2 separate regions of the Homo sapiens genome follow, and region 1 is linked to region 2. Evidence: read pairs that join two places in POLR2A ChIA-PET (ENCODE). Cell type or tissue: PC-9. All regions are shown on one strand. Links, peaks and the distances in the headings refer to the core of each region. The heading gives the core; the rest is flanking DNA.

Region 1 (16,140 bases), core at 5,207-13,206, 82 kb after region 2:
CTTGAGCTCAGGAGTTTGAGGCTGCAGTGAGCTGTGATCACACCACTGCATAGCCTGGGTGACAGAGCAACACCCTGTCTCAAAAAAAAAAAAAAGGAACAGGACACTGAAGTTAAGTAAGGCTGTAAGTATCACCCTCATCCCCGTTTTACTGTGATGAGAACAATGAGGCTCAGCCAGGCAGGCCTCCGACAAGGAGAAGGTGCCTCATTTGCTGGGATCATGGGCGGTTCTGGGTGTAGGTGAGACCTTTAGGGAGCATTTTATACTGTTGCGGGCCTGGCCTCTGCAGGAGGTCACTGTTGGGAAGTGACTTCAGCGAGCCCAGCCGGCCCTGAGCCAGGGGAGCCACTGCTGCCCTTTTGACACAGATGTCACAAGGATGACAAGCCTTTCCAGGAGCATAAGCCCCACTTGAGGCAGTTTGAGGAGGGAGGGTGGAGGGAGAGAGGCAGTCTCTCCCTGCCAGAGAGGGGAGGCTGGGAAAGATGAGGACTGGGAGTGGCGGGGGGTAGCCTTCCAAGGGAGCACAGGCAGAGCTTTCACTTCTGTGCACCCTGGGAGCGACAGCTCTGTTCCAGACCCGTGCTTGAATCAGCACTCACCCCGACATTGTTCATTGTCATTCTGTACAAGGGACTGGTTTTCTGTTGTTGTTGTTTTTTGAGACAGAGTCTTGCTCTATTGCCCAGGCTGGAGTGCAGTGGCACAATCTTAGCACACTGCAGCCTCCGCCTCCCAGGTTCAAGCGATTCTCCTGCTTCAGCCTCCTGAGTAGCTGGGACTACAGGTGTGCACCACCACGCCTGGCTAATTTTTGTATTTTTAGTAGAGACGGGGTTTCGCCATGTTGGCCAGGCTGGTCCAGAACTCCTGACCACAGGTGATCTGCCCTCCTTGGCCTCCCAAAGTGCTGGGATTATAGGTGTGAACCACTGTGCCCGGCCTAGGGACTGTTTATTCTCCTCCTGGGCCTGTGGAAGGCAGTGGGATGCCATGAGGCAGACAGTGATCCTGTGATTCCTGCAGGCAAGGCCCTTGTTGGAGAGAAACTGGCTTCTAGACTCCGAGTTTCAGCCACAAAGGCCTTGGCCTGATGGCAATCAGGATGGGGGGGTGTGGCCTATAGAACCACTGAAGTGCCCGTGGAGCCCAGGTTGGGAGAGAAGTGCATGTTCTCTGGGTGCCCTTACGTCAGTGGTTCTGGGAGGAGACCCCGCCTTCCTGCCTCAGTGCTGCCTGCCTCCCTGTTTCCCTTGGGCAGGTCTTGTTCCCCGCTGAGCCTCAGCTTCCTGACTTGAGATCTCCAGGGTTGTGGGGAGGGTGCTTGAATTGAACGTATCAATACACAACGTGGACATTCGTTGGTGAAAAACAGAAGTGAGGTGGATCTGAATCTCATGAAGGGCTGATTCATCGTCTGCTCACTGGAGCCAGAGGGGTCCCCAGGGCAAACGCTACTCACACTAGCTTGGAAGACTCAGTTCTCGTCATTACTTTAGCTAGCTTGCTAACTGATTTTTTTTAAAAGAAGTATACTTTACTGTGTAAATAATGCATAATGATTTTGTTGAAAAATTCTATGATATGAATAAATCACAAAGAAAAAAACCCCACAATATAAAACAGGCCAGGCGCGGTGGCTCATGTCTGTAATCCCAGCACTTTGGGAGGCCGAGGCAGGTTGATCACTTGAGGTCAGGAGTTCAAGACCAGCCTGGCCAACATGGTGAAACCCCATCTCTACTAAAAATACAGAAAAAAAAAATTAGCTGGATGTGGTGTTGCAAACCTGTAATCCCAGCTACTCAGGAGGCTGAGGCAGGAGAATCGCTTGAATCCAGGAGGCAGAGGTTGCAGTGAGCCGAGATTCCTCCACTGTACTCTAGCCTGGGCAACAGAGTAAGACTCTGTCTCAAAAAAAAAAAAAAGAAAAAGAAAAAGAAAACTAAAAGACTCTCATCCTACTCTTCTTATCCTCAATATGTGGACTATTTAAGAGATAACCAATATTTTAAGACTATAACCACCACAGAAATAAAGGTCCCATATTTTGAGCTAAGCAGTGTCTCCATTAGTCTTCATAAAAGTTGTCCAAAGGAGGGCCGGGCATGGTGGCTCACACCTGTAATCCCAGCACTTTGGGAGGCTGAAGAGGGCGGATCATGAGGTCAGGAGATCGAGACCATCCTGGCTAACACGCTGAAACCCTGTCTCTACTAAAAATACAAAAAATTAGCCGGGTGTGGTGGTGGGCGCCTATAGTCCCAGCTACTCGGGAGGCTGAGGCAGAAGAATGGCGTGAACCTGGGAGGCGGAGCTTGTAGTGAGCCGAGATTGTGCCACTGCACTCTAGCCTGGGCGACAGAGTGAGACTCCGTCTCAAAAAAAAAAAAAAATTATTTAAAATATCAGTGACAGTAAAGAAAACACAAGGAAGAAGCCACTCAGGCCGGGCGCAGTGGCTCACGCCTGTAATCCCAGCACTTTGGGAGGCTGAGGAGGGCGGATCATGACGTCAGGAGATCGAGACCATCCTGGCTAACACAGTGAAACCCTGTCTCTACTAAAAATAGAAAAAATTAGCCGGGCGTGCTGGTGGGCGCCTGTAGTCCCAGCTACACGGGAGGCTGAGGCAGGAGAATGGCGTGAGCCCGAGAATCGGAGCTTGCAGTGAGCCAAGATCACACCACTGCACTCCAGCCTGGGCGACAGAGCGAGACTCCGTCTCAAAAAACAAAACAAAACAAAACAAAACGAAAATTTATTTAAAATGTCAGTGACAGTAAAGAAAACACAAGGACGAAGCCACTCATCACCCCCCGACATTCAGCCTTGTTGTTATTTTTGTGCATTCCCGATGTCTCCCCAACTCCTCCCACCCTGGGGAAGTCAGTGATCACCCCTTTGTTCCTGTTTGTCTGGGGATTGGGGCGTCTGCCCCTGGGGGAATTGGGGCTGGTGGTGGCAGTGATGGCAGTGGTGTTTCAATAGTTCTGCCCTAGCTGGGTGGGAGACAGTGAAACCAGTCCCAGGTTTGACTGTTGTTGGCTGTTTTACTTGACACAAGTCATTTCACTTATCTGAGCCTCAATATACTCAAAAATAAAATGCAGATAAACCTATGAACTACCAGAGATTGTTGTGAAAATTAAATAAATATGCACGGTGCCATACCAGTGTGGTGCTATGCAAATTTAGGTCCTATTATTTTAGTTCAAAAGCTTGGGTTTGAAAAGTGAGGTCCCAGGGTAACAATTGGTTTTGTTTAGAGAGGCACAGTTGACCAGTTCAAAGAAATGTTGCTGGAGATGTTTTGTCCCAGCCCTACCTGGGACATCTGTTGTGACATCCCCTGTGTCATGCTTTATGTCATGCTCTGTGTGACATCAAGCGAGTCAGCAGCCCTTCCTGGGACTTCAGTGCCCCAGTTTTTGTCATTCTCAAACATGAGTCTATCCCAAACCACCAGAGAATGAGGGACTTGAATGCAGGGCTATAGCATCAGGTTTTATCTGGGAGGCAATGGGGAGACAGAAAGATTCAGGCTAAGGAGTGTGGACATTATCTAGGCAATGGGGAGCCCCATAAAGGCTTCAAGCAGGGAAGTGACGAGGCCAGATGTATACTTTGGTAAGAAGTAGCCTGGCAAGGGTGTGGAGGCTGCCTGAGCTGGCGGCAGGGCCCAGCCAGAAGGGATAAGATCAGGGCCCAGTGGAGGAGGGGAGAGGAAGCTGTTTCACAGAGCAGCTCTGAGAAGCTGGCTGGAAGCTGAGGTTGACACACCCTCGAAGCACCTTTGGGGTTTCCCAAGTTGATGTAAAAAGGAAATGATTACCCTCGAGAAGGCAGGGGAGTTCTTCGGCCAGTCCTGCGTGCCTTTGGCATGTGATCTTAGCAAGTCATTTAACCTGCTCAGGCCTCAGTTTCCTCATCTCTGAACAGGGATGAGAAGCAGAGATGTTGTGAGGATTCATGTCTGTGCAGCTGGGCCTGGGCCTGGTACAGCCCGTCCTCAGTGGCCATGGCTGCTGTTTTAGGATTCTCATCCATCAAGTGGGAAGGATGCGTTTGTCTCCACTGCGTGAAAGGGAGGTTGTAGGACAGCCAGAACTTTGATCCCTAGGGGCTGGAGTGGGAGCTTAGAGGGATGGTGTCTTTGACCCGCTCACGTGTTCAGGGAAATGTGCAGTCTACAGCGCCCATTCCCATCTCTACTCTCCTTTCCCACATGACACCCCAGCGGGAGGCAAACGGACGCCATTATCACCTCCGTTTTATAGGTGAGGGAAGGGAGACCGAGAGGAGGAAGGTGACTTGTTGGAGGTCACACAGCTGGTTGGGTGGAAGCAGGTGTATGTGACTTAGCACGTCAGAGCTCCACCTTCACCAGGACTGCCATGTTCAGCCACTGCTCTTTTTTTTTTTTTTTTTTTTTGAGACAGAGTCTTGCTCTGTCGCTCAGGCTGGAGTGTAGTGGTGCGATCTTGGCTCACTGCAAGCTCCGCCTCCCCGGTTCAAGTGATTCTCCTGCCTCAGCCTCCCAAGTAGCTGAGACTACAGCCGTGTGCCACCATGCCCAACTAATTTTTGTATTTTTAGTAGAGATGGGGTTTCACCATGTTGGCCAGGCTGGTCTCGAACTCCTGACCTCAGGCAGTCCACCCACCTCGGCCTCCCAAAGTGCTGGGATTACAGGTGTGAGCCACCGCGCCTGGTCTACCGCATTTTACAGATGGGGAGGCCGGGGCCAGAAAGGGAAAGACCCTCCCGCCCTGCAACACCATGCATTTGTGGCAGAGCCAGAATTAGAACCCAGGTCTCTGACTTCCAGAACCAGTCTCTCAATGGCTACCCCACTTCATGGAATAGTAATAACTTTCTTTCCACCTTGTTTTCAGGGAAACCGGCTCCTGAAATCAGGTGTCCCATTCCAGCCTTCCCTGACTCTGTGAAGCCAGAAAAGCCTTTGGCAGCTTCTGTAAGAAAGGCTGAGGATGAACAGGAAGAGGGGCAGCCTGTGAGGATGGCCACCTTTCCAGGCCCAGGTATTTTAAATTTAACTTTTTTACTTAAAGCACTTTTATTTAAGGAAATGAAGATATATCTATAAGGACATTCAGCTTAGCATATAAGAGCAAAAAATTGAGGCTGAGCATGGTGGCCCATGCCTATAATCCCAGCTCCGTGAGGCTGAGGCGGGAGGATGGCTTGAGCCCAGGAGTTTGAGACCAGCCTAGGCAACCTGGTGAGACCTTTTCTCTACAAAAAATTTTAAAAAAATCATCCAGGCATGGTGGCATGCACCTGGTAGTCCCAGCTATTCAGGAGGCTGAGGTAGGGGGATTGCTCGAGCCCAGGAGTGCAAGGCTGTGGTGAGCTATGATCACACCACTGCACTCCAGCCTGGGTGACAGAGCGAGACTCTTCCTAAAGAAAGCAAAAAATCTGGCAACAACAATGGGGGATAATAAAATTAATGTCAGACAGTCACAACAAAGTACTATCAACAGTGATGTAGACGTGCATATGTACATGGAAACATACTGACAATATCGGGAGGTAGAAAAGTAGAAAAAATCAGGTAACAAAATGTATATAACATCTGTTACCATTTTTGTGAGCAGAAAAGAAATAGCTCGGTAATTGGAGGCTTTCTAGTGCCAGACACTATTCCAAGTACTGTACTTCAAAGATATTGACTCATTTAATCTTCAACTAACTATGAATTAGGTATTGTGATTATGCCCATTTCATGGATGAGAAAACTAAAGCACAGCGAGGTTAACCAACCTGGCTGAGGTCATGTACTGCCGGGTCCCTGTTTTCACCAGTGGTCTCCCGTGTCCCCAGCACAGGTTGGCCCTGCGTGCAGGCTCTGGACCGGATGTCTGACCATTTCTCTGTCCATTCTCCATAGGCCCCGGCCCTCGCAGCCATGCAGTGGGGAATTGAGGGGTGCTTCCTGCCCACCACTTTCCTCCCCTCCATCAGTCACAGTCTGCTGAAGCCCAGAGAGGGAGAGCAGCTTGCTTAAGGTCACACAAATAGGAAGTAATGTCTGAGCTGTGTGATTTGAACACTCACATCCCTAAGCATCATACTCACTGCTATCCCAAATCCTTTTGGACCACTTCAGATTTGTCTCCGTCGCCTGTGCCCAGGCAAGGGCTCAGGGACAGTTTCCAAATGACAGAATGGCTCAGCCAGCAGATGACCTCCCTAGGGGAGCTGCTGCTCAGCCCAATCTCCATTCTCACCGCCTCACCCCTGGAGCCCTGCCTCACCTCCTGTCTCCTGCGGCCTCCTGAGTGGTGAGCCAGAGACCCCAAATCCATGTAATCTCAGTTCACTGTTGCCGTTTCTGAAGCCAGGGGCGGCATCAGCTGAAAGGAACATGTTTTGTGGGCTTTTGTATTAGACAGACTCATATTTGAATCCTAGTGCTGCTGTTTTGTAGAATGACTTAGCGTTTGTACCTCAGTTTACTCATTTGTAAAATGAGGAGAATAATAGACCCTATTTCATCACGTTGTGGTAAGAAATCCTGCACCTGAGTGTTGCACCATGGAGGTGCTCATTAAATGTTATCTGATATTATGAACATTCCAGACACTCCAGATAGGTTGAATCTAGAAAGTTAATTCTAGGCCAAGGAGTCTGGATTATTTCCTGTAGCTAAATATATGTATTTTTAAGTGTAGACTTTTGATCAGCAATGAAAGATAAGGGGAAATGGTCCTGACCAAAGGGAAAATTATAACAAAATAGGGAAATTGTAGGGGCGTGCTGGTCAGGATGGAAGAGGTAATAGGCATAGCAGTTCCTTCTGGTATTCTTTATCTAGGTTACTGTAAAGATAAACATCACAGCCAGCCGGGCGTGGTAGCTCATGCCTGTAATCCTAGCACTTTGGGAGGCTGAGGCGGGTGGATCACGAGGTCAGGAGATCAATACCATCCTGGCTAACACGGTGAAACCCTGTCTCTATTAAAAATACAAAAAATTGGCCGGGCGTGGTGGCGGGTACATGTAGTCCCAGCTACGCGAGAGGCTGAGGCAGGAGAATCACTCAAACCCAGGAGGCGGAGGTTGCAGTGAGCTGAGATCGTGCCACTGCATTCCAGCCTGGGTGACAGAGTGAGACTCTGTCTCAACATAAAAATAAAAGTAAAATAAACATCACATGTCTCTGTCAGCCTTTGCTGTTTACTTTCTTTCCTTTTTTTTTTTTTTTTTTTTTGAGATAGGCCTTGCTCTGTTGCCCAGGCTAGGTGACGGTGGCACGGTCATAGCTCACTGCAGCCTCAACTTCCCTGGCTGAAGCAATCCTCCCACTTCAGCCTCTCAAGTAGCTGGGACTACAGGTGTACATCACTACGGCCGGCTAATTTTTTATTTTTGTAAAGATGGGATCTCATTATGTTGCCCAGGCTGGTCTCGAACTCCTGGGATCAAGCGATTCTCCCACCTTGGCCTCCCAAAGTGTTGGGATTACAGGCATGAGCCACTGCACAGAGCCCTATTTACTTACTTTCTTTTTTTGGCAGTGGGATGGAATCTCTGTCACCCAGGCTAGAGTGCAGTGGCACAATCTCGGCTCATTGCAACCTTTGCCTCCCGGGTTCAAGCGATCCTGCTGCCTCAGCCTCCTGAGTAGCTGGGACTATAGGCACGCACCACCACGTCTGACTGATTTTTGTATTTTTTGTAAAGATGGGGTTTCGCTGTGTTGCACAGGCTGGTCTTGAACTCCTGGGCTCAAGCAATCCACCTGCCTTGGCCTCCCAAAGTGCTGGGATTACAGGCGTGAGCCACTGCACCCAGCCCCTATTTGCTTTCTTGATGGCACTTGGAGCAAATGTGCCCAGGCAGGTCAAGATGATAACTACAATTTGCAGGCAGAGACAGGAAGTTGATTGTCTATCTTTGCCTAAATTGAAAATAAGAAATCATTCATTTCATCAAACCACCCAAAGCTTGTCTTCTTTCGGGAAAACCCCAAGGTTCCACTGAGCCCCAGAGTTCAAACTCATCAATTATCTTAAAGGATTTTGGTAGGAGTGAAGTATACTGAGCCCACATCTTGATCCCTGTGATACCCTGGCTCCCCCTTGCAGTAGGTGGGAAGGAAGTGGGAAGAGACATGGAGGAGGAAAATATGTTTGTTTGTTTTGTTTTTTGAGACAGAGTCTCGCTCTATCACTAGGCTGGAGTGCAGTGGCGCGATCTCGGCTCACTGCAGCCTCTGCCTCCTGGGTTCAAGTGATCCTCCTGCCTCAGCCTCCCGAGTAGCTGGCACTACAGGTGCGCGCCACCACGCCCAGCTAATTTTTTGTATTTTTAGTAGAGACGGGGTTTCACCATGTTGACCAGGATGGTCTTGATCTCTTGACCACCTGCCTCGGCCTCTCAAAGTGCTGGGATTACAGGCATGAGCCACCGCGCCTGGCTGAGGAGGAAAATATGTGAGCAGAGGAGCCATGGATAGGCTATGAGCACCTCGGCAAAGCAGTCTCGAAGCTAGAATTCAGATGAAAGGGTTTTGAGCAGCTGAAATAACTGTTACAAAGCCTTAGCTGTAGGAGAGGCCACTGGGCTATCAGTCAGAATCTGTTTACTTACTCTACACATAGTTTCACCAGCCTTGGTAAAATACCAAGTACTGCATGTGTCACAGCCTGACCTTTGTGCTCTATAAACATCAGCTCTTTTTACCTGGACAAGAAACAGACCATTATTGCTCTTTTTACATTTGAGAAAGCTCAGATAAGTGAGGCACAGCTCATCTGAGGTCAGATCTTGAGTAGTGCTGGAGCCAGCGCTTGAGCCAAATTCTGTTTGATACTAATAAAGGAGATGGGGCAGCTGGGGGTAGACCCGCTGCCAGCATCAGGGCAGGACATAGAAGACCCCATGTCAGATACAGTGCCGCTGCTTCTGCAATTCTTGTACCTGCAATGACACAGCTCGGCAGGACCAGAGGTGGTGCATTTTGCTTGAGAAAGCAGGCATATTAGCCTCAGTAGAATAGCAACAAAAAGGCCAAGGCAGTCGGATCACCTCAGGTCAGGAGTTCGAGACCAGCCTGGTCAACATGGTGAAACCTCATCTCTACTAAAAATATAAAAATTAGCTAGGCATGGTCTCAGGCGCCTGTAATCCCAGCTACTTGGGAGGCTGAGGCAGGAGAATTGCTTGAACCTGGGAGGCGGAGGTTGCAGTGAGCCGAGATCACGCCACTGCACTCCAGCTTGGGTGACAGAGAAAGACTCTGTTTCAAAAACAAAAACAAACAAAACAGAGCAAAAAAGAAAAGCAAGAAAAAGAAAGCTTCTGGAAGCATTTCCATAGGAAATGGTTTGTTTTTTAGCTAAGTCCTGGCACTTGATCTGACCTCTGATTAGCTGTGCCTCACTCTTGGAAACAAGATTATGTAGAAGCCCCAAGCCCCATCTATCACTATCACCCAACAAGTATCCCATCTTGTTCATCTACTCTCCTGCCCCATCTCCCTCCCCTCCCTTAGCCATTATTTTAAAACATTTTTATATGAAAAAATTACAAACATACAAAAGCCAAGAGCATAATGACCCTCCATGTCCCCATCAGCTGGCTTCAGTAATGATCCACCCATGGCCAACTTCTGATTAGTTTGTATGGAATCCAGGGAGATTTTCATATCCTTGATAGCTGGAGAATTCCTTCTCATTCTCCTCTCTCTGCCCTTGGACATACAGTGGGGGCCTTTAAAGATTATGGTTGTGAGTTTCTCCTACCACAGATAACTACCCTAGGCACGAGGAGCCAATCCGATTAGACCCCAGAGGAGGGGAGGGCTGGGTAGGGAGAGATGGAGAGTAATGGCTGGTGGGTCCTGTCTGATTTTCCAGACCAGAGTCCATTTCTTTTCCCCAAGACCACAGGGATAAATAAACCCAACTAATAGCCCTCATGTGTCGCAGGAGCAGGCCTCAGGGATTCCCCCAAACTGAGAGGCCTGGGGGAGCCTCCTGAGCAAACCCCAGGCATTAAGTCAGATAGGAAACTCATGACTTGTGTGAGGCAAGCTCTGACCTCAGATTTACTGGGCACAGAAGGACCCTGTGTGCAGAGACAGCCCTGCCCTGTGGCCAGGCCTGGCAGCAGGATGGAACTCAAGTTAGTCTGGAGCAGCGGTTCCCAGTGTGGGGCCCACACCTGCAGTGGTACACAGAACCTGGGTGTTAGCACAAATATAGATCATGTGTAGAAGAACTAGGGACTTCATGGATATTACTGTTTAACACAAGGCTGAATACATAACACTGGAATTAAAGTTGGTTGAAAGAAAACCGTCAGGTGACTCATAGTGAGGTGGCACAGACATGGCCAAAAACTTGGAGACCGGATGAACATAACTGCAGTCTGAGGGATGCGGGCCAAGGGTACTGAGCTGAGGCCAAGAGAAGGCAGGGCAAGGGTGGAAGTGGCCATCACAGAGCAGCCTTTCTGCAGGACGGGGGCCCTGTGCTGGCCAGCAGAGGCCTCCATTAGTCCAGGTCCTTGGTGAGAGGCAGATACCAAGACAGGATAGGATTTCATCAACAAGATAGGATTTCATTAGGACAAATACTTGCAAGAAAATGCAGAGGGAGCTGGGCAAGGCTGGGAGAGCCTTGGGACCATGGTGCGCCATTTCCGAGGAAGGCTGGGTGGGCACTTGCTGGCCTGCCTTCGGTCTAAGGCAGACTCTCCAGGGTGTCCGTTGGCCATCACAGTCCTATCTGCCTAGTGTACCCTCTGCACACAGTGCCTGGGGAACAGCCCCTGGGAAGCATGGTCCGGATGCAGATGCAGGGATTGATTGGAGCCAGCCACAGCCAGGCCCGCAGATAGCCAGGCTCCCAGCAGCTGGGGGTCTCCAGCTCGCATTCTCCTGGCTGCTAGATTCACACAGCAGCAGGGCAAAGATCCCAGGAATGAGGCTGAGGGCAGCCCCTTGACAGGCTCCAGACCTTGTCTCAGGTGATTTCATGTTATCAGCTATCTGTGTGGGTTAATTGTTTAGCCAGGCTGATTTTACTTTCAGTCTCGTGAAATAAAATTTTTTGTTTTTTGTTTTTTGAGACTGAGTCTCGCTCTGTTGCCCAGGTTGGAGTGCAGTGGTATGATCTTGGCTCACTGCAACCTCTGCCTCCCAGGTTTAAGCGATTCTTGTGCCTCAGCCTCCTGAGTAGCTGGGCCTACAGGCATGTGCCACCATGCCCGGCTAATTTTTGTATTTTTAGTAGAGACAGGGTTTCACCATGTTGACCAGACTGGTCTCGAACTCCTGACCTCAGGTGATCCACCTGCCTCAGCCTCCCAAAGCGCTGGGATTACAGGTGTGAGCCACTGTGCTGGCCAAAACAAATTTTTTTTTTTTGATACAGTCTCGCTCTGTCCCCCAGGCTGGAGTGCAGTGGCACAGCTCAGCTCACGGCAACCTTTGCCTCCCTGGTTCAAGCAATTCTCCTGCCTTAGCCTCCCAAGTAGCTGGGATTACAGGCACTCGCCATCATGCCAGGCTAATTTTTGTATTTTTGTAGAGATGGGGTTTTACCATGTTGGCCAGGCTGGTCTTAAACTCTTTTTGTTTGTTTTTTTGTTTGTTTGTTTTGAAGTGGAGTCTCACTCTGTCACCCAGGCTGGAGTGCAGTGGCACAATCTTGGCTCATGGTCTTAAACTCTTAACCTCAGGTGATCCACCTGCCTCGGCCTCCCAAAGTGCTGGGATTACAAGCCTGAGCCACTGTGCCCAGGCCAAAATAAATTTTTTAATAGCCAAAGTTCCAGATGAGTCATTCCTTTCCTGATGTTGTAAGCCACAAATACCTGAAGCAGGTAGATTTATCCAGTAATCTTGGGGTCAAGTCCAGTTTCCTTTGGAAGGGTCAGGTCCCCAGTTACTCAGAAGCTGTCCTTGCCATGGGGCTTCCTAGGTATTTCCAGATGATGATGTTTGAAGCCTCTGGCCTTTGGCCAAGGCCTGCTTCTGTGCGGACCAGCCACCATGGCTCACCTCACCCACGGTCTGTGCCTGCGCCCACCGAGGAGCCCCCCTACCAGATGGCCTCATTAGTCTTCAGATTAATCTTCACATGGGGCCTAGTGAAGAAATTTCACCCTCTTTAACCTCACGTTTAAGTGACCCTAAACTACTTGTCAAACATTCCGTCTTGTGAATCTTGTTCACTCACTAAGGGATTGGGGCATAGACATGGCCAAGCATGGTGGCTCACGCCTATAATCCCAGCACTTTGGGAGGCCGAGGCAAGTGGATCACTTGAGGTCAGGAGTTCAAAACCAGCCTGGCCAACATGGTGAAACCCCATCTCTAATAAAAATACAAAAATTAGCCGGCATCATGGCGCACGCCTATAGTCCCAGCTACTTCGTAGGCTGAGGCAGGAGAATCGCTTGAACCTGGGAGGGGGAGTTTGCAGTGAGCTGAGATTGTGCCACTGCACTCCAGCCTGGGTGACAGAGTGAGACTCTGTTTCCAAAAAAAAAAAAAAAAAAAGAACATAGACACTGGAACCACTGATGACTGTGTGCCCCATGTGAAGATTAATCTGAAGACTAATGAGGCCGTCTGGTAGGGGGGCTCCTCGGTGGGCGCAGGCACAGACTGTGGGTGAGGTGGGCCATGGTGGCTGGTCCGCACAGAAGCAGGCCTTGGCCAAAGGCCAAGGCCCTTGGAAAAGTGACTTAACTTCTCCATGCCTCATTTCACCATCTGCAAAGAGGCAATGAAAATGGTGCAGTGGTACCTTATTTCCTGATTGGCATGAGGATTAGATGAGTTAACGCACGGGAAGGATTTTTTTTGAGACAGGGTCTCATTCTGCCTCCTAGGCTAGAGTGCAGTGGTGTGATCATGGCTCAATATAGCCTTGACCTCCTGGGCACAAGTGATCCTCATCCTCCCAAGTAGAGGGGACCACAGGTGTACACCACCATACCTGGCTATTAAAAAAAAATCTTTTGTAGGACTGAGCGCAGTGGCTCATGCCTGTAATCCCAGCACTTTGGGAAGCCAAGGTGGGCAGATCACGAGTTCAGGAGATCGAGACCATCCTGGCTAACACAGTGAAACCCCATCTCTACTAAAAATACAAAAAATTAGCTGGGTGTGGTGGCGGGCGCCTGTAGTCCCAGCTACTCGGGAGGCTGAGGCAGGAGAATGGTGTGAACCCGGGAGGCGGAGCTTGCAGTGAGCCGAGATTGTGCCACTGCACTCCAGCCTGGGCAACAGAGGGAGACTCCATCTCAAAAAAAAAAAAGAAAAAAAATCTTTTGTAGAAACGGGATCTTGTCATGTTGCCCAAGCTGATCTCAAACTCCTGGGCTGAAGCAATCCTCCTGCCTCAGCCTCCCAAAGTGCTGGTATTACAGATGTGAAGTATTTAGAACAGTGCCTGGCATGATGTTTGCTAACTCATGTACCTAGATGTTAACTTACTCCAGCCCCGGGCCCTTCTACTGCCCCACCTCTGCATGGGCTGGTTCCACTGCCCCATATCTGCTTGTTGAAAACGTTTCTCCATATTTCAAGCCCAGGTCAGGTGCCACTTCCTCTGTGAACCCTCCTCATCTCCCAGCCTGTTATGGTCTCTCCTGCCTCTGACCTCGCTCTCCCGTGGGATGTATCCTCGGAGGATAGTTACTGCATCCCTGCCCTGGTGGAGGTTTCTGGAAGGCAGGCTTGGTAGCTAGTTCACCTCTGTGTCTTTTTCTGCTCTTTGAGTAGGAGGTGAGATAGTGCAGGGCCTAGAAGTCAAACAGATTTCCGTCTGAATTTCGGCTCTACCATCTACTGGCTGGGTGGTCCTGAGCACTGCGTCTACCTCCGGTGTCTCCGTGTCTCCACTTGCCAACTGGGATGATAAACAGGCCCCAGGTTGTAGGGGAGTCAGAGGCTTATCCTGAGGTGATGCTTGAGGAGTGTGTTGGTTGGCACATGGTGGGTGTCAGGAATTGGCAGCAACAAGTGTTTGGGGAGTGAACAGGAGACTGGCATAGTCTGAGGACTAGACCAGGATCCCTCCTGTCTTCCTCCCCGAGGCTGCATCCTGACCCATAGTCCCTCCTTTCCAGGGTCCTCTCCAGCCAGAGCCCACCAGCCGGCCTTTCTCCAGCCTCCTGAAGAAGATGCCCCTCATTCCTTGAGAAGCGACCTCCCCACTTCGTCTGATTCAAAGGTAAATCCACCCCTCGGCTGCAGCCCCCAAGCCATGTCTCCCAGCGTGTAGTTCCCTCTCAAAAATGCAATTTCTCTACCCCTTGAGACCAGTTTAAGGGTGGAGAGGAGAAAGGAAATTGCCATCAAATTACCCCAAGCTTCTAAGACTGTAAGTAGAGGAGGTCAATAATAGCGGGGAGAGGGAGGGAGGGCACTTCAGTGAATATACTTCTTGTTTTTTAATTTGTTATTATTATTATTTTTGAGACAGAGTCTCGCTCTGCCACCCAGGCTGGAGTGCAGTGGCACGATCTCGGGTCACTGCAACCTCCGCTTCCCGGGTTCAAGTGATTCTCCTGCCTCAGCCTCCCAAGTAGCTGGGATTACAGGTGCATGTCACCATGCTCGGCTAATTTTTTGTATTTTTAGTAGAGACGGGGTCTCACCATGTTGGCCAGCTTGGTCTCGAACTCCTGACGTCAGGTGATCCACCTGCCTCCGCCTCCCAAAGTGCTTGGATTACAGGCATGAGCCACTGCACCCGGCCATTATTTTCTTTTATTATTTTATTTTATTTTCGACCTGTGGTCTCAGCTACTTGGGAGGCTGAGGCGGGAGGATGGCTTCAGCCCAGGAGGCAGAAGTTGCAGTGAGCTGTGATCCTACCACCACATTCCACCCTGGGTGACAGAGTGAGACCCTGTCTCCAAAAATGTATGACCATATTGGTACGAAGATAAATAAAATCCAAGCAGGATTAAAAATGAGGACATTTCTTTGACTCTAAAAGTCCATTTATTTTCTTCTGATTTTAAAATAAATTAAAATGTTCTGATGGCCCCTAAAAGTGTTGTGAGCCTAGACCCTTTGCATCCAGTGCCTGGGGGAGAAGCCAGCTTTGCATGAGTGTGGTTAATGAAGCTCTTCCATGTCCCAGGTGTGGTGTCACATGCCTGTAGTCCTGGCTATTTGGGAGGCTGAGGTGGGAGGATCGCTTGAGCCCAGGAGTTGGAGACCAGCCTAGGCAACACAGGGAGGCCCCATCTCTAAATTAATAAATAGATCAACCTTCCATGAAGGATAAACCCAACACTTTGGGAGGTTGGTATGGGAGGTTCACTTGAGCCCAGTACTTTGAGACCAACCTGGGCAACAGTGTGAGATCCTGTGTCTACAAAAAAGTTTTTTTTGTTTTTGTGTTTTTTTTGAGGAGTCTCGCTCCATTGCCCAGGCTGGAGTGCAGTGGCACGATCTTGGTCACTGTAACCTCTGCCTCCCAGGTTCAAGCTATTCTCCTGCCTCAGCCTCCTGAGTAGCTGGGATTACATGCACATGCCAGCATGTTTGGCTAATTTTTTTTTGTATTTTTAGTGGAGACAGGGTTTCGCCATGTTGGCCAGGCTGGTCTTGAACTCCTGGCCTCATGTGATCCGCCCACCTCAGCATCCCAAAGTGCTGGGATTACAGGCATGAGCCACCGTGCCTGGCCAAAAAGTTTTTTTGAGACAAAGTCTCCCTCTGTTGCCCAGGCTGTCTCGACTCACTGAAACCTCTGGTTCCCCAGTTTAAGCGATTCTCCTGCCTCAGCCTCCTGAGTATCCGGGATTATAGGTGTGTGCCACCACGCCTGGCTAATTTTTGTATTTTTAGTAGAGACACGGTTTCACCATATTGCCCAGGCTGGTCTTGAACTCCTGGCCTCAGAGGATCCGCCTGCCTTGGCCTCCCACATATGGTGAGATTACAAGCAGTGAATCACTGTGCCTGGCCTCGCCAAAAAAAAAAGTTTAAAAAATAAGCCAGGCGTGGTGGCACACACCTGTAGTCCCAGCTACTTGGGGGCGCTGAGATGAAAGGATCCCTTGAGCCTGGGAGGTTGAGGCTGCGGTGAGCTGACATCATGCCATTGCACTCCAGCCTTGGTGTCAAAGTGA
Region 2 (16,140 bases), core at 4,470-12,469:
AAAAAAAAAAAATTAGCTGTGTGTGGTGGTGTGCGCCTGTAGTCCCAGCTACCTGAGAAGCTGAGGCAGAATTGCTTGAACCCGGGAGGCAGAGGTTGCAGTGAGCCGAGATCGAGCCACTGCACTCCAGCCAGAGCAACAGAACAAGACTGTCTCAAAAAAAAGAGCATTTACTGCATGCCAGATTGTAAGTATTCCCTGAAATGAGAATAAAGTTGTTCATATTCCACTACCTTAGCAAAGCAGATAGTGACTTTTTTTGTAGATCCTTCTTGTCCTCAAACATACATTTTTCCATAGTTGCAATTAAAGAAAAATGTGGGCCAGGCAGGGTGGCTCATGTCTGTAATCCCAGCACTTTGGGAGGCCGAGGTGGGCAGATCACTTGAGGTCAGGAGTTGGAGACCAGCCTGACCAACATGCTGAAACCCCGTCTCTACTAAAAAATACAAAAAATAGCCAGGTGTGGTAGCGGGCACCTGTAATCCCAGCTACTTGGGAGGCTGAGGCAGGAGAATCACTTGAACCCGGGAGGCAGAGGTCACAGTGAGCCAAGATCGTGCCATTGCACTCCAGTCTGGGCATTAACAGAGAAACTCTGTCTTAAAAAAAAAAAGTAAGAAAAGGAAGGAAGGAAGGGAGGGAGGGAGGGTATTTTGTTTTTCCCCTCAATTTATTGTATGTGTTTTCATGTTGCTTGTGTTCATAATTAGCATTTAAATGACTGCATAATAGGCCGGGCATGGTGGCTCATGCGTATAATCCCAGCACTTTGGGAGGCCGAGGTGGGTAGATCACCTGTCAGTTCGAGACCAGCCTGGCCAACATGGTGAAACCCCGTGTCTACAAAAAATACACAAATTAGCCAGGCGTGGTGACGTGAGCCTGTAGTCCCAACTACACCAGAGGCTGAGGCTGGAGGATAGCTTGAGCCCAGGAGTTCAAGCCCAGGAGTTCGAGGCTGCAGTGAGCCATGATCATGCCATTGCATTCCAGCCTGGGCGACAGTAAGACCTTGTCTCAGGCTGGGCGAGGTGGCTCACACCTGTAATCCCAGCACTTTGGGAGGCCGAGGCGGGCGGATTGCCTGAAGTCAGGAGTTCGAGACCAGTCTGGCCAACATGGTGAAACACCATCTCAACTAAAAATACAAAAAAATTAGCCGGGCGTGGTGGTGTGCGCCTGTAATTCCAGCTACTCGGGAGGTTGAGGCAGGAGAATAGCTTGAACCTGGGAGGCGGAGGTTGCAGTGAGCCGAGATCACACCACTGCACTCCAGCCTGGGCGACAGAGCAAGACTCCGTCTCAAAAAAACAAAAAACAAGAAAAAACCTTGTCTCAAAAAACAACACAAAAACACAAATTTCCTTCTGAAAGGGACTGTTCCAGTTTGCAGTGTGCCCAGCTATTTATGACCATATTATTTTTTAGACTCCGTCTAAAAAAAAAAAAGACTTGTATTTAATGTGATTTAATCGACTGTGCCCATCTCACTGCGGACACTGAGTGCGCAACCTGAGCCTGGAGCAGTTGAGGGAGACGGCAAGACCCCACGCGCCGTGTAACGACCATAACGCGCGTGCACTACAACCTCGCCGCCGGCGTCCAGGCTTCTGTGTTCTATAGCGTGGGAGTAGAGAGCAAACGCCGGCGAGGACGTGACGTTGCACAGGCCTATCATAGTGCCCGAGAATTCGTGGGTGCTCAAGAGGATGGGTGTGGCCTGGCAGCGCAGGCGCACTAGAGGCCTGTAGGGTCGGGGCGCCTGCGCAGTCGCTCTTCCTCAGGCGGCGGCCATGGCGGGACAGGAGGATCCGGTGCAGCGGGAGATTCACCAGGACTGGGCTAACCGGGAGTACATTGAGATAATCACCAGCAGCATCAAGAAAATCGCAGACTTTCTCAACTCGTTCGGTCAGCGGGCCAGCAAGGGGAGGCGGGGAGGAGGGAGGCCGCTGAGGTGGTTGGGCTGGGGCGCCGGGGAGATGCTTTGAGAGGACTCCCGCAGCCTTCGGCTGTTGCGGGTTTTCACTTCCTCCTTCAGGTCCCACCTTCTCCCTCCCGCCCTGACCCTCAGGCTCCCGTAGACAGTCTCTGTAGGGTTATCCTGCCCTACGCTGAGCTCATGGCTTCCTGCCATCCCTCTGGATCCATTCTACAAGTCCTTCTCCTAGACGCGTCAGGCAGCCCCATCCTCGCTCCGTGGTTCTTCTCCTAAGTGGTCTCCCTGCCTCCTTTGTACTCTGCATCCATTCCGGTCCCCACTTTGCACTCAAAGTGAGCATCCGGGACCGTGTCACTCCTCTGTTTCAAGACTGTTGACCGTTCCCCATCTTCAGGATCTGGTCGATACCCTCTAGCGTCGTGCCTTTTAGTTGGACCCGTTGTCAACCACTCCCGTCTTGTCCATTCCTTCCTGTTTCCTGTGTCTGCTGCGGTGAGAGTGGTGGGAGATGAGGTCAGAGGGATGCCAGGATCTTGTAGGACCTTGGAAGTCCTCTCTGTATTGCTAGTATATATAGCTTATGGTAGGTGTTCTGTCTGCTTCTAGCCCATTCCTCAGAGCTAACACAGGTCGGGTGCCTTCAGCAGAAAGATATCTTTACCAGAATCTTTCCTAGGCATGGCCTGCTTGTGACAGCCTTAAATTCTTCCTTATGAACAGCAAGCAAAGCAATCGAGATTCCTACCCCTTCTTCTCCAAGTGTTTAACAGAACTTGGCACTGGTTAGACTTTCTTGTGTAATTACAGGATATAGGGACTAGTGTACTTTGGAAAGATTTTTAAATGAATGATTCTCTAACTAAAGGACTGATGGCCTTAGGAGTACAAAGGTGACAGAGCAAGAGATTGTCAGAAAGCATCAGCGAGAGATGCTAGAGCTCCATATGAGGCCCTCTCTTAAGGCATAGTGGGAGACACAGAATAAGAACCACTTCCTACATTCAAAGAAGTTCTAATCTTGAAGATGAAATAATGACAACTTCAGGACAAAGAAGAGCATCATTTTTGTATTAAAGTATTTTCATACAGGGTGTTTAGGACTATAATCGTGGCTGAGTTCAATGGCTTATGTCTGTAATCCCAGCACTTTGGGAGGCCAAGGTGGGAGGATTGCTTGAGCCCAGGAGTTCAAGACCAGCCTGAGCAACATGACCAGATCCTATCTCTACAAAACAACGACAACAAAAAAATTAGTTGGGCATGGTCATGCACACCTGTTGTCCCAGCTACTCGGGAGGCTGAGACAGGAGGATCACTTGAGCCCTGAAGGCAGTGAGCCATGTTCATGCCACTGCACTCCAGCCTAGGCGACTGACTGAAAATTGAAAAGCCTAAGCTTAGGATTTGCAAAGGAGAAATGTCCCTTTTCTTGCTTTATAGGCAAGGAGATATCAGCTTGGATATTTTTATGTCTAATTTGTAAGAGTCACATTTTATGATCAGATAGAGAGTAAAGACTTTATTTGGGCTTTTCAACAAATTCTTTTTTTTTTTTTTTTTTTTGAGACAGGGTCTCACTCTAGCCCAGGCTGGAGTGCAGTGGCGTGATCTCAGCTCACTGCAACCTCTTCCTCCTGGATTCAAATGATTCTCATGCCCCCGCCTCCTGAGTAGCTAGGATTACAGGTGTGCACCACCACACCTGGCTGATTTTTGTGCTTTTAAAAATAGAGGCAGGTTTTGGCCATCTTGCCCAGGCTGGTCTCAAACTCCTGAGCTCAAGTGATCCACCCGCTTCGGCCTCCCAAAGTGCTGGGATTACAGGCCTGAGCCACTGTGCCCTGCCCCCAAAAATTCTAAACTAAGGAATTAGACATACAGAAGTCCAGTCTTTTGGAGCCAAAAGAAATGACTTCCCTTAGCTTAGATCATTATCCTCCCTTAAAGTGATGATAATGGCCAAATGTTTGGAGTAATTACTAGGTGGTTTTTAAAGATTTTAGAAAGTGAATTTAGAGAAAATAACAATTAAATACAACTAAGTAAGAAGAGAATTATAATGCAGGATTAACAGTCAAAGGAATTTGACTTAGCAGTTAGGTGTACCTGAGGCAAGTTCTTAAAGATTGGCATGGTGGCTCATGCCTGTAATCCCAGCACTTGGGGAGGCTGAGGCGAGCAGATCACCTGAGGTCGAGTTTGAGATCAGCCTGGCTAACATGGTGAAACCCTGTCTCTACTAAAAATACAAAATTAGCTGGGCATGGTGTTGCACACCTGTAATCCCAGCTACTCAGGAGGCTGAGGCAGGAGAATTGCTTGAACCGGGGAGGCAGAGGTTGCAGTGAGCAGGGATCGTGCCACTGCACTGCAGCTTGGGCAAAAGACGAGACTCTGTCTCCAAAAAAAAAAAAAAAAAAGATTGACACTATCACAATGCAAGAGTTTAGAAAAAGACCCCACCGGCTGCGAAACTGGATAAATTAAATTATAAGGATAGACTTGAGTATGTTGTCTTGGTATTGAATGAGTCAGGATGACTATGTATGGGATGTTTTTTTCCCATCCTAAGCCATTAGTAGGCTTGTACAATTGTCCCTTGAACAATACATGTTTGAAGTGCATGGATCCATTTACAGGTAGATTTTTTTTTTTGAGACAGATTTTCATTCTGTCACCTAGGCTGAAGTGCAGTGGCATGATCTCGGCTCACTGCAACCTCCATCTCCCAGGTTCAAGTGATTTTCTTGGCTTAGCTTCCTGAGTAGCTGGGACTACAGGTGTGTGCCACCATGCCCGGCTAATATTTGTATTTTTAGTAGAGACAGGATTCGCCATGTTGGCCATGCTGCTCTTGAACTCCTGGCCTCAAGTGATCCACCTCTGTTCAACCTCCCAAAGTGCTGGGATTACAGGCATGAGCCACTGTGCCTGGCCATAAGTGGATTTATTGCGATAAAAGTTATACAGTATGCCTACCTCTCCTGCCTCCCCTTCCACCTCTGCCACCCATGAGGTAGCAAAACCAACCTCTCTTCTTCCCCTTCTTCCTCAGCCTACTCAGCAGGAAGACAATGAGGATGAAGACCTTTATGATGATCCACTGCCATTTAATGAATAGTAAATATATTTCCTTTTCCTAATGGTTTTTTTTGTTTGTTTGTTTTGTTTGTTTTTTTGAGACGGAGTCTTGTTCTGTTGCCTGGAGTGCAGTGGTGCGATCTCGGCTCACTGCAAGCTCTGCACTCGCGCCACTGCACTCCTGCCTGGGCGAAAGAGCAAGACTCCATCTCAAAAAAAAAAAAAAAAAAGAATTTACTTTGAGGCCAGGCACAGTGGCTCATGCCTATAATCCCAGCACTTTGGGAGGCCGAGGCAGGTGAATCACTTGAGCTCAGGAGTTTGAGACCAGCCTGGCCAATATGGCGAAACCCCATCTCTATAAAAAATACAAAAATTAGCCAGGCATGGTGTCTCATGCCTGTAATTCCAAGCTACCTGGGAGGCTGAGGCATGAGAATCACTTGAACCCTGGAGGCAAAGGTTGCAGTGAGCCAAGATCGTGCCACTGTACTCCAGCCTGGGTGACAGAGTGAGACTCTCTCTCAAAGAAAAAGAATTTACTTTGAGGGAGCATCTGAAGTTCTTCAAATATGTTAGCAATTCTGTAGTCCTTACCCTGACCACAGAGAATCTGCATGGGCCATGTATTTTGGAGAGAGAACTGTTGTTCTAAGATAGTGAATGACTTTCTGAAAAGCATTTACCTTGTGATTCCTGCTGGTGAGAGTAGAGTCACAGTCTCCCACGTGAACTTGAGGACATACAAATCGTAATGTAGCAAAAATATCATAACACTAGGCCTATTTTGCACTTTGGAATTGGTGAAGTTTCTAAAAATAGATGGTTAGAGATTATCGCTTTTTATTCTTATGCTATTTTTTTCTGGTTCTAAAGGTAATATATGCAGAGAAGTATAAAGACAAAATAGAGAATGTGGCTGTTTTTTTAAAATCTTGGTTTTTGTACTGAGCCAACAAATGTAGCATGCCTGGTGTGTGTCAGATGCTGTGAGAAAGGAATAAATATGAATAAATGGGTATGATACCCACTCCTAAGACATTCAGAATTTTGCTGGAAAAGTAAGACTTAACTACAAAAACATTCCAAAAGAAAGACAGTTTTTGTTTTTTTTTTGAGACAGAGTCTCATTCTGTCGCCCAGGCTGGAGTGCAGTGGTGCAATCTCGGCTCACTGCAACCTCCGCCTCCCGGGTTCAAGCGATTCTTCTGCCTCAGCCTCCTGAGTAGCTGGGACTACAGGCATGCGCCACCACGCCTGGCTAATTCTTTTTTTTTTTTTAAGATGGAGTCTTGCTGTGTTGCCCAGGCTTGAGTACAGTGGTGCAATCTTGACTCACTGCAACCTCTGCCTCTTGGGTTCAACTGATTCTCCTGCCTCAGCCTCCCAAATAGCTGGGATTACAGGCACACACAACCATGCCCAGCTACTTTTTGTATTAGTAGTAGAGATGGGGTTTTGCCATGTTAGCCAGGCTGGTCTCAAACTCCTGACCTCAAGTGATCTGCCCACCTCAGCCTCCCAAAGTGCTGGGATTACAGGTGTGAACCACCGTGCCCGGCCTGACAGTATTGATTTTTGTAATGCTGAAGTTATATGCATTAAGTTCAGAGAAGGAGCTGTCTGATAACAGCATTTGTTTCCTAACGAGAACTGGTATTTTCAGTTAAAGGCTGGTGATAATGTACACATACTTGTGCTCTGGTTTCAGATTTATCCAGCTGCTGAATGCTTTCTCAGTGTTTTTTATTTGAACCAGCGTATACTTATTAGGATTTGAAATATGACCAAGGTTTCTGCAGTTGAACATTTTCTATTTCTCAACAGTGTTTATCCATGTAGGCCAGGAGCATAGTATTGTTCTTGAATTCTAATTCATTACCAGATTGACAGCTAGAACAGAATAGCCACCCAGGAAGGAAACTTCCCTCTCTCCTACCTCCCCCAATAATTTTCGTATGTCTTCATGGGAAATGGCAGGTTGTCAGAGATAATATTCATGCTCTTACTCAGTAGCATACATAACGTGCTTTCAGACTTCCAAAAACCAGACTGAAAAGAGGCTTGGTCCTGTTGGGCAGTTCCGACAGAAAGTGGCAGTACATCCAGGAAAAGGGGGATGCTGAAGTGATCATACTTAAGCTAGACCTGGGAATTCAAGCAGCACAAGCGTAAAAAGAATGAAGAATGTCCAGAAATGGCAAATCCATAGAGACAAAGATTAGTGGTTCCCAGGGACTGAGGGGTGACAGAATGGGGAGTGACAGGACTAAGAGGTATAAGGTATCTTTTGGGGATGATGAAAATATTCTAAAAGTAGATTATAATTATTGCACAACTCTGTAAGTATACTAAAAACCACTGAATTGTATACTTTAAGCAGGTGAAAGAATGGAAAGTGGCAGAGTTGGGCTGGAGACCTGGGGTATAAATTATAGCCCCGGAGGCACAGAAAGATGATAGTAGTGTGCATTGGGATGCACACAGTATGGGAAAGAATACCAGTGACCCAACATGGGCCCTCAGCTTACCTAGACCTCAGTTTTCCCACTTGTAAGGTGAATAGAGTTACACTAGAGTCAATCTTTTGTTCCACTAATATACCAGAATCCATCTTTTTTTTTTCAGTCAACATCTATGTACCAGGCAAGATGCTAAGGTTACAAGAGGCAATATGTACTTCTTTTGATTAACTTGTTCTAACGGTGAAACAGACATGTAAATAAATTGTAAATTACAAGTACATAAATATCATTTGGTTTCGTAACATGAATATTTTCCTATTTCATTAAATATTCCTCAAACTTTTTTTTTTTTTAAGACAGAGTTTCACTCTTGTTGTCCAGGCTGGAGTGCAATGGTGCAATCTCGGCTCACTGCCTCAGGTGATCCACCCACCTCGGCTTCCCAAAGTGCTGGGATTACAGGCGTGAGCCTCTGCACCCGGCCACTTTTTTTTTTTTTTTTTTTTTTTTTGAGATGGAGTCTCGCTCTGTTGCCCAGGCTGGAGTGCAGTGGTGCAGTCTTGACTCTCTGCAACCTCCGCCTCCTGGGTTTAAACCATTCTCCTGCCTCAGCCTCCAGAGTAGCTGGGATTACAGGTGTGCGCCACCATGCTTAGCTAATTTTGTATTTTTAGTAGAGACAGGATTTCTTTTTTTTTTGTATTTTTAGTAGGTATGGGGTTTCTCCATGTTGGTCAGGTTTGTCTTGAACTCCGACCTCAGGTGATCCGCCCGCCTCGGCCTCCCAAAGTGCTGGAATTACAGGCATGAGCCACCGCGCCTGGCCACTTGTAACTTTCAATGGCTATTTTAATAGTCTCATTAATACGCTATATCAAACCATTCCAATCATGGGCATTTGGTTTTGTTGCTTTTTCACCATCTTAAATAGTAGTGATGCACATTCTTATTTGTAAAATCTTTATCCAAAGAGGGAAGTCATAACCAAAGACCAAGTACATGAATAACTTACAAATTAGAAATTCAGAGGCTGGCACGGTGCCTCACGCCTGTAATCCTAGGACTTTGAGAGGCCAAGGCAGGTGGATTGCTTGAGTTCAGGAGTTTGAGATCAGCCTGGGCAACAAAGTGAGACCCCCATATCTACCAAAACAAAAAACAAAAAAATTAGCCAGGCACAGTGGCATCCACCTACTGAGTAGTAATTGCAGCTACTCGGGAGGCTGAGGTGGAAGGATCACTTGAACCTAGGAGTTGGAGGGTGCAGTAAGCTATGATTGCAACACTGAACTCTAGCCTGGGTGACAGAGCAAGACCATGTCTCTTTTAAAAAAAAAAATTCATCCGTAAATGTTTAGATAAATACAGAAGAGGAAGAATTATTATGTCCATCTGGCAAGACCTCTCAGAGATAGAATTTGAACTTAGCCTTGAAGGAGATAGGCAGGCAAGATGAGTAAGATTTGGACATAATAAGATGAAAGTTGAGGCAAGATCAGGGTGTAGGAAGATTTGTCAAAATGGATGCTGAAGCGCTTTTGCAAAACAGCCAGGGAATAGATGAAAAGGAAACTTGTTAGCTAAGTGTTAAATCATTGCGTGGGAGAGTCTCAGCGAATATTTCAGACTTGAAAACTGAAGTTTATTGAGAGATGACTGAACAACAATGTTGGAGGAGAGAGTAGAAGATAATGACCATGCTAAGATACCTTTTCTCTCATATGTTGAGAATAGTTGGAAAAAGAATAGTTCCTGTTACAGAAGTTTGCAGAGAAAAAGTTGTTTTAAATTAAATCTGGTTTCATTTTGAATGAGATGGTAAAAGAAGATTGGAAAAGCTAGAGGAAGAAGAATAATTTTGGCTGTTTTCACAGATGGAATGTGGGCTTTATCGGGTATTTGATGCTCTCCAACTTTTCTCTAGTTCTGAAAGGCCTTTGCCTCTAGGAGCAACAGTAGTGACATGGCTTTAATGAGCTCAGAACTCTCACACCTTCCCTCCCCATAATTTCTGCTGCTTTCTTGGCCTCTACTTTCTTTCCTTTTTTTTTTTTTTTGAGACGGAGTCTCACTCTGTTTCCCAGGCTGGAGTGCAGTGGTGCAATCTCGGCTCACTGCTACCTCCATCTCCCGGGTTCAAGCAGTTCTCTGCCTCAGCCTCCCGAATAGCTGGAATTACAGGCGCCCGCCACCACACCCGGCTAATTTTTTGTATTTTTAATAGAGACGGGGTTTCATTGTGTTAGCCAGGATGGTCTCCATCTCCTGACCTCGTGATCCACTGCCTTGGCCTCACAAAGTGCTGGGATTACAGGCCTGAGCCACCGTGCCTGGCCTTTTTTTTTTTTTTTTTTTTTGAGATGGAGTCTCACTCTGTCACCCAGGCTGCAGTGCAGTGGTGCAATCCCAGCTCACTGCAACCTCCGCCTCCCAGGTTCAAGTGATTCTCCTGCCTCAGCCTCCCGAGTAGCTGGGACTAGAGGCACCCGCCACCACACCCAGCTAATTTTGTATTTTTAGTAGAGATGGGGTTTCACCATGTTAGCCAGGCTGGTCTCAAACTTCTGACCTCAGTTGATCTGCCCACCTTGGCTTCCCAAAGTGCTGGGATTACAGGCGTGAGCCATCACGCCCAGCCTCGTTTCTTTCCTGTTGAGATTATTTTCTTATTCTTGCCATGTCCCCTCTCTTGAAAGTCTTAGTTAGGCCATTAGTAAATGGCTGTACAGCCTTGGTGTATTCATTTGCTATTCCTGGCATAACATATTACCACACAGGCTGGGCACAGTGGCTCACACTTGTAATCTCAGCACTTTGGGAGGCCAAGGCGGGCGGATCACGAGGACAAGAGATTGAGACAATCCTGGCCAACATGGTGAAACCCCGTCTCTACTAAAAATACAAAAAAAAAAAATTAGCTGGGCATGGTGGCGCACACCTGTAGTCCCAGCTACCTAGGAGGCTGAGGCAGGAGAATCGCTTGAACCCGGGAGGCAGAGGTGGCAGTGAGCCAAGATTGCGTCACTGCACTCCAGCCTGGAAACAGAGTGAGACTCCATCTCAAAAAAAAAAACCAAAAAAACAAATTACCACACATTTTGTGGCTTAAACCACATACATTTATTATTTACCATGTGTAGGTCATAAATCAAACACTGGTCACTGGGCTAGCAATCTTCACACCTTGGCCAGCAGTCTTCACACCTTGGCCTTCTGAAGTATTAGGATTACAGGCATGAGTCACTGCTCCTGGCCTGGGCTCCAATCAGGGTTTCAGCAGGACTGCCTTCCTTTCTGGAGGCTCTAGGAGAGGGTCTAGTTCCTCGAATATTGGGTTGTTGGCAGAATTCAGTTTCTCGTGGTTGTAGGACTGAGATCTCTGTTTTGTTGCTGGCTGTGAGCTGAGAGTTGTTCCCAGCTTCTAAAGGTCACTTACATCCCTTGGTTCATGGCTCCCTTCTTCCACTTTCAAAGCCAACAATGGCAGATTGCATCCCCTTCACACTTGGAATCTCTTTTTCTTCTTCCATTTCATCTCTGACCCCCTTCCTATGCCTTTCTCACCTACATTTGTGGACTATGATTAGATTGGGCCCAAATGGACAATCCAAGACAAACTCTAGGATCTCAAGGTTCTTAACCTTAATCATACCTGCAAAGCCCTGTTTCCTCATGTATAATCCATATTCACAGGATCCAGGGATTAGAGAAAGGACTTTTTTTTGAGACAGAGTTTTGCTGTTTGACCCAGGCTGGAGTGAAGTGGCGAGATCTTGGCTCACTGCAACCTTTGCCCCCCCCGGTTCAAGTGATTTTCCTGCCTCAGCCTCTTAAGTAGCTGGGATTACAGGCATGTGCCATCATGCCTGGCTAATTTTTGTATTTTTAGTAAGAGACAGGGTTTCATGATGTTGGCCAGGCTGGTCCCGAACTCTTGACCTCAGGTGATCCACCCGCCTAGTCCTCCCAAAGTGCTAGGATTACAGGCATGAGCCACCGTGCCCTGCAGGAAAGGACGTTTTTGTGGGGCCGTTATTCTCTACTTGCAACACTTGATAGGAAGTTCAGCAGATCCACTCTAAGCAACTGTGCTATGAGTGGATCTTAGCACTGTATCCATTTCCATTTGTATTCTGTGTATTATTCCTCTTTTTCATTGTAGGTGTTGTGTGTGTCTGTGTCTGTGTTTGGAGTGACATTAATCCTGAACACCAGTCTCTTTTTCTCAGATATGTCTTGTCGTTCAAGACTTGCAACACTAAACGAGAAATTGACAGCCCTTGAACGGAGAATAGAGTACATTGAAGCTCGGGTGAGTTTGATGGGCAAGGGCATTCCAGAGAGAATGCACATTTCCACTTATTGCTGAAAAAAACCTGAAAGCAGAAACAGTCTTAGGAAACTTAAGCACTGGCCGGACATGGTGGCTCACGCCTGTAATCCCAGCACTTTGGGAGGCCAAGACAGGTGGATCACTTGAGGTCAGGAGTTCGAGTCCAGCCTGGCCAACATGGTGAAACCCCATCTCTACTAAAAATACAAAAATTAGCCAGGCATGGTGGCTCACACCTGTTGTCCCAGCTACTCGGGAGGCTGAGGCAGGAGAATTACTTGAACCTGGGAGGTGGAGGTTGCAGTGAGCCGAGATCACACCACTGCACTCCAGCCTGGGTGGCAGAGTGAGACTCCATCTCAAAAAAACAAAAGAAGAGAAAAGTTAAGCATGTTGCCTGGATTTGAACCATGTTTCTGTGACTTCACAGCTATCTTCTTTTCTGCTATTTCTCACTGCCTAGGATCTAAAGATTTTTTTTTAGACCCCTCTAATCTTTTTTAATTTATCTAAATGTCAGTTTTCCTTTCCTTTCACAGGTGACAAAAGGTGAGACACTCACCTAGAACAGTGCCGTGCTGCTGCTGGGAAGTTGCTTTACACAACACAGGCCACATGGGAAAGGCCCCAGCAGCCTTCAGCTCCTTCCTTTCTCCTTAAAGAGCAACAGGGCTTATTCTTGTTTTTCTTTTTTCAAAAGTGTGGCCTTTGGGCTCTGCCATCTGGGGTGTGGTGTGGTATGTGGGAAGAAGTTCAGAGGAACCGTTGGAAACGACGTTAGGCATTTTACCTTTTCAGTAACATTTTATACATCTACTTGTCAATGTATTTGAGACATTCACAGCCAAAAGCCTGGGACTCTTTGTGAAGGTCCTCCTCACCTCTATCTTTCTTTCTCTCTCTCTCAAACTTTCCTTAAAGTTCTCATTGCCTTTGCACTGCTTCTGTGAACAGTCTTTGTCTCCTCCCCACCTTTGGTGGGAAGTGCGGGGCAGTCCTGGTCAAGACACTCATGCCCTGGCAATGTGGCTGCCAGAGAATGTTGTTGCTAACCCACCAGTTTCTTGTTGATTTGGAGAGGTCAAGGCCAGGCCCCCACTTGGCTTGAAGGGACATTTTCAGACTTTTCTTTCTGTCACTTGGAGTGTCTATGCCTCTCATATTTCCCTAATAAACTCCTCAACTTTTTATCTGACTGCTGTGATTATGGTGGGGAGAGGAGCTAGAGATGGGTTCACTTATTGCACAGAAATGTAATACATGGCGTTATTATTCTAACATAAAACTTTCAGATGTAGCTGTTTGATTCAAAGCCTAGGTGGCTTACCAGCCCAAGTCCCCATGTTTGGACTTTCAGCTGACTAGCTCATCTTGGGAATCATTTGGTCATTCAGCACATTTACCAAGTATTTACTATGTAGGCATGTTAAACTCCAATAAAACATACAGCATTGAATCAGACATGATGCTTACAGTCTTTTGAAATACCAGCATTCACACAATTTAGCCACAATCCAAGGAAGATTATTAGTTTTATAAGGCACAAGCTAAGTGTCTACTCTTTGAAAAGCAGATAGCCGGGTTCAGTGGCTCAGGCCTGTAATCCCAGCACTTTGGGAGGCTGAGGCGGGTGGATCACAAGGTCAGGAGATCGAGACCATCCTGGCTAACACGGTGAAACCCCAGCTCTACTAAAAAAAGATACAAAAAAAATTAGCTGGGAGTGGTGGTGGGCACCTGTAGTCCCAGCTACTCGGGAGGCTGAGGCAGGAGAATGGCCTGAACCCGGGAGGCGGAGCTTGCAGTGAGCTGAGATCGCGCCACTGCACTCCAGCCTGGGCGACAGAGTGAGACTCCATCTCAAAAAAAAAAAAAAGTCTACCTCAAGCCAAATTTCCCCCTGAAAGTTCTCCTGGACTTGACTTTTTCATTTAGTATTGCCCTTTTCCTCTTCTCAGTTCCTCCCAATCCTACCATGCTGACACTGTGCTTCAGCTCTGGATTTGATCTTGATATGGATTTATCTCTGATTTAGCATGTGCATCCTAGAATAGAAACGAACATCTTTGGCCAGGTGCAGTGGCTCATGCCTGTAATCCCATCACTTTGGCTGGGTGGATCACTTGAGGTCAGGAGTTCAAGACCAGCCTGGCCAACATGGCGAAACCCGGTCTCTACTAAAAATACAAAAATTAGCTGGGTATGGTCGCAGGCACCTGTAATCCCAGCCACTCAGGAGGCTGAGGTAAGAGAATTGCTTGAACCTGCAGAGATTGCAGTGAGCCGAGATCACGCCACCGCACTCCAGCCTGCTGGGCGACAAAGCGAGACTGTCTCAAAAAAAAAGAAGTAGTTCTAAAGTTCAAGTTTTAGGTTATCTGGTGCCGTCAGTTTAAAAGACACATGGATTTAATAGCAGACAGGTGCTTAAAAAAAAAGCATTGAGTTCCTGCTATATGCAAGGACCAGCATGATATAGTAATAGTGGCAAAAGTGATGGTATACTAGGCAGAAAAAGCTCTTCTTTTTATGACATTACATGTGAAAATGCTCAGTACGTTTTTTATTGGCTTCTAGATATTAATTGGCTGGGCACAGTGGCTCATGCCTGTAATCCCAGCATTTTGGGAGGCTGAGGCAGGTGGATCACTTGAGGTCAGGAGTTTGATACCAGCCTGACCAACATGGTGAAAACCCATCTCTACTAAAAATACAAGAAAAATTAGCCAGGCATGGTGGTGCCTGCCTGTAATCCCAGCTGCTTAAGGGGCTGAGGTAGGAGAATCACTTGAACACAGGAGGCAGAGTTTGCAGTGAGCCAAGATCGCACCACTGCACTCCAGACTGGGCAACAAGAGCAAAACTCCATCTCAAAAAAAAAAAAATCTTAATTTATTGTTATTAAAATAATATGCTCTAAACGAGTTAGTGCCCTTAATAGTACCATACTGCTAGGTGTGGTGGTGTGCGCCTGTAATCCCAGTTACTCAGGAGGCTGAGGTGGGAGGACAGCTTGAGCCTAGGAGGTCAGCACAAGCCTCAGCAACATAATGAGACCCGTCTTTATTTTTTTTTTTTAATTTTTCTATTTTTTTAGTTAGCTTTTTTTTTTTTTTTTTTGAGACAGAGCCTTGCTCTGCTGCCAGGCTGGAGTGCTGTGGCACAATTGCGGCTCACTGCAACCTCCGCCTCCCGGGTTCAAGTGATTCTCCTGCCTCAGCCTTCCAAGTAGCTGGGACTACAGGCACACGCCGCCACGCCCGGCCAATTTTTTGTATTTTTAGTAGAGACGGGGTTTCACTGTATTAGCCAGGATGGTCTTGATCTCCTGACCTCGTGATCTGCCTGCCTCAGCCTCCCAAAGTGCTGGGATTACAGGTGTAAGCCACCGCGCCCGGCAGCTCTTTTTTTCTTTTTATGTCCAGCCAACTCATCATAATTTTTTTAATTATAATTTTTTTAATCTACCTTTTTTTTTGAGACAGAGTTCGAGACCAACCTGGGCAATGTGGCAAGACCCCTATCTCCACTAAAAATACAAAAATTAACTGGGCATGGTGGCATGCACCTGTAGTCCCAGCTACTCAGGATGCTGAAGTAGGATTGCTCAAGCAATTCGCCTAGGAGGTGGAAGCTGCAGTGAGCTGGGATTGCACCACTGCACTCCATCCCGGGCAACAGAGTGCGACCTTGTCTTAAAAAAAAAAAATCTTGAGTGGAAAATGAGCTAAATTTTAAATTTTCCTCTAAGCCATTCATAGGCACCTTCAAGGGAACCTCTTCATGCCTGTATACTTTGAAATGTTTTTTACCCTATAATTTGGTTTAATTCACTTATTTACTGAAAAGCTGAAAAGTAAGAGGTTTGAACCCATGAGCTATTAGGCATAGATTGCAAGTCCCTTGATAATAAAGCAGTTTTCAGTCTGTCTTTAAAAATTAAGCTTGGGCCGGGCGCTGTGGCTCACGCCTGTAATCCCAGCACTTTGGGAGGCCAAGGCGGGCGGATCACGAGGTCAAGAGATCGAGACCATCCTGGCCAACATGGTTAAAGTGGATTTCAGAAGCAGGAAAAAATAGGGAGCTTATTGTCTGGCTGATCGTTACAGAAGTACCCAGTTCTGTCATTCCACTCTTGCTACTCAGACCTTTAACTACCCATGTTTATTTCACCAAGCTAAAGAAGTATACTACAGGTTGATGATCCCCACTCCGAAAATCTGAAATGCTTCAAAATCTAAAACTTTTTGAGCACTGACATGGCACTCAAAGGAAATGCTCATTGGAGCATTTTGTATTTCGGATTAGGGATGCTC

Evidence for each region. Peaks named below come from ENCODE experiments on the same cell type or tissue, not always from the same donor. Only the 100,000 strongest peaks of a DNase experiment are listed, where the experiment ranks them.
Region 1: POLR2A ChIA-PET joins it to region 2 with 13 read pairs; 16 of 35 experiments call an interaction of 5 or more read pairs at or near these places.

What each region holds. Positions count from the first base shown.
Region 1 is chr3:10,195,468-10,211,607 of GRCh38, forward strand. It overlaps IRAK2 (interleukin 1 receptor associated kinase 2), which reads left to right. Exons shown (of 13, transcript NM_001570.4): 3 at 4,902-5,048; 4 at 14,122-14,225. Among named protein-coding and RNA genes, the nearest start is that of IRAK2, 39 kb to the left of the region's middle. RefSeq lists an enhancer at 1,258-1,552. In PC-9, for the core only: no CTCF peak of the experiment used is centred there; DNase peaks (open chromatin) are centred at 8,624, 10,364 and 11,864; H3K27ac peaks cover 7,298 bases.
Region 2 is chr3:10,113,906-10,130,045 of GRCh38, forward strand. It overlaps BRK1 (BRICK1 subunit of SCAR/WAVE actin nucleating complex), which reads left to right and starts at 1,770. Exons shown (of 3, transcript NM_018462.5): 1 at 1,770-1,914; 2 at 11,721-11,803; 3 at 12,364-13,285. The coding sequence starts at 1,797. The coding sequence ends at 12,390. RefSeq lists enhancers at 1,578-1,867, 2,318-2,367. In PC-9, for the core only: no CTCF peak of the experiment used is centred there; no DNase peak of the experiment used is centred there.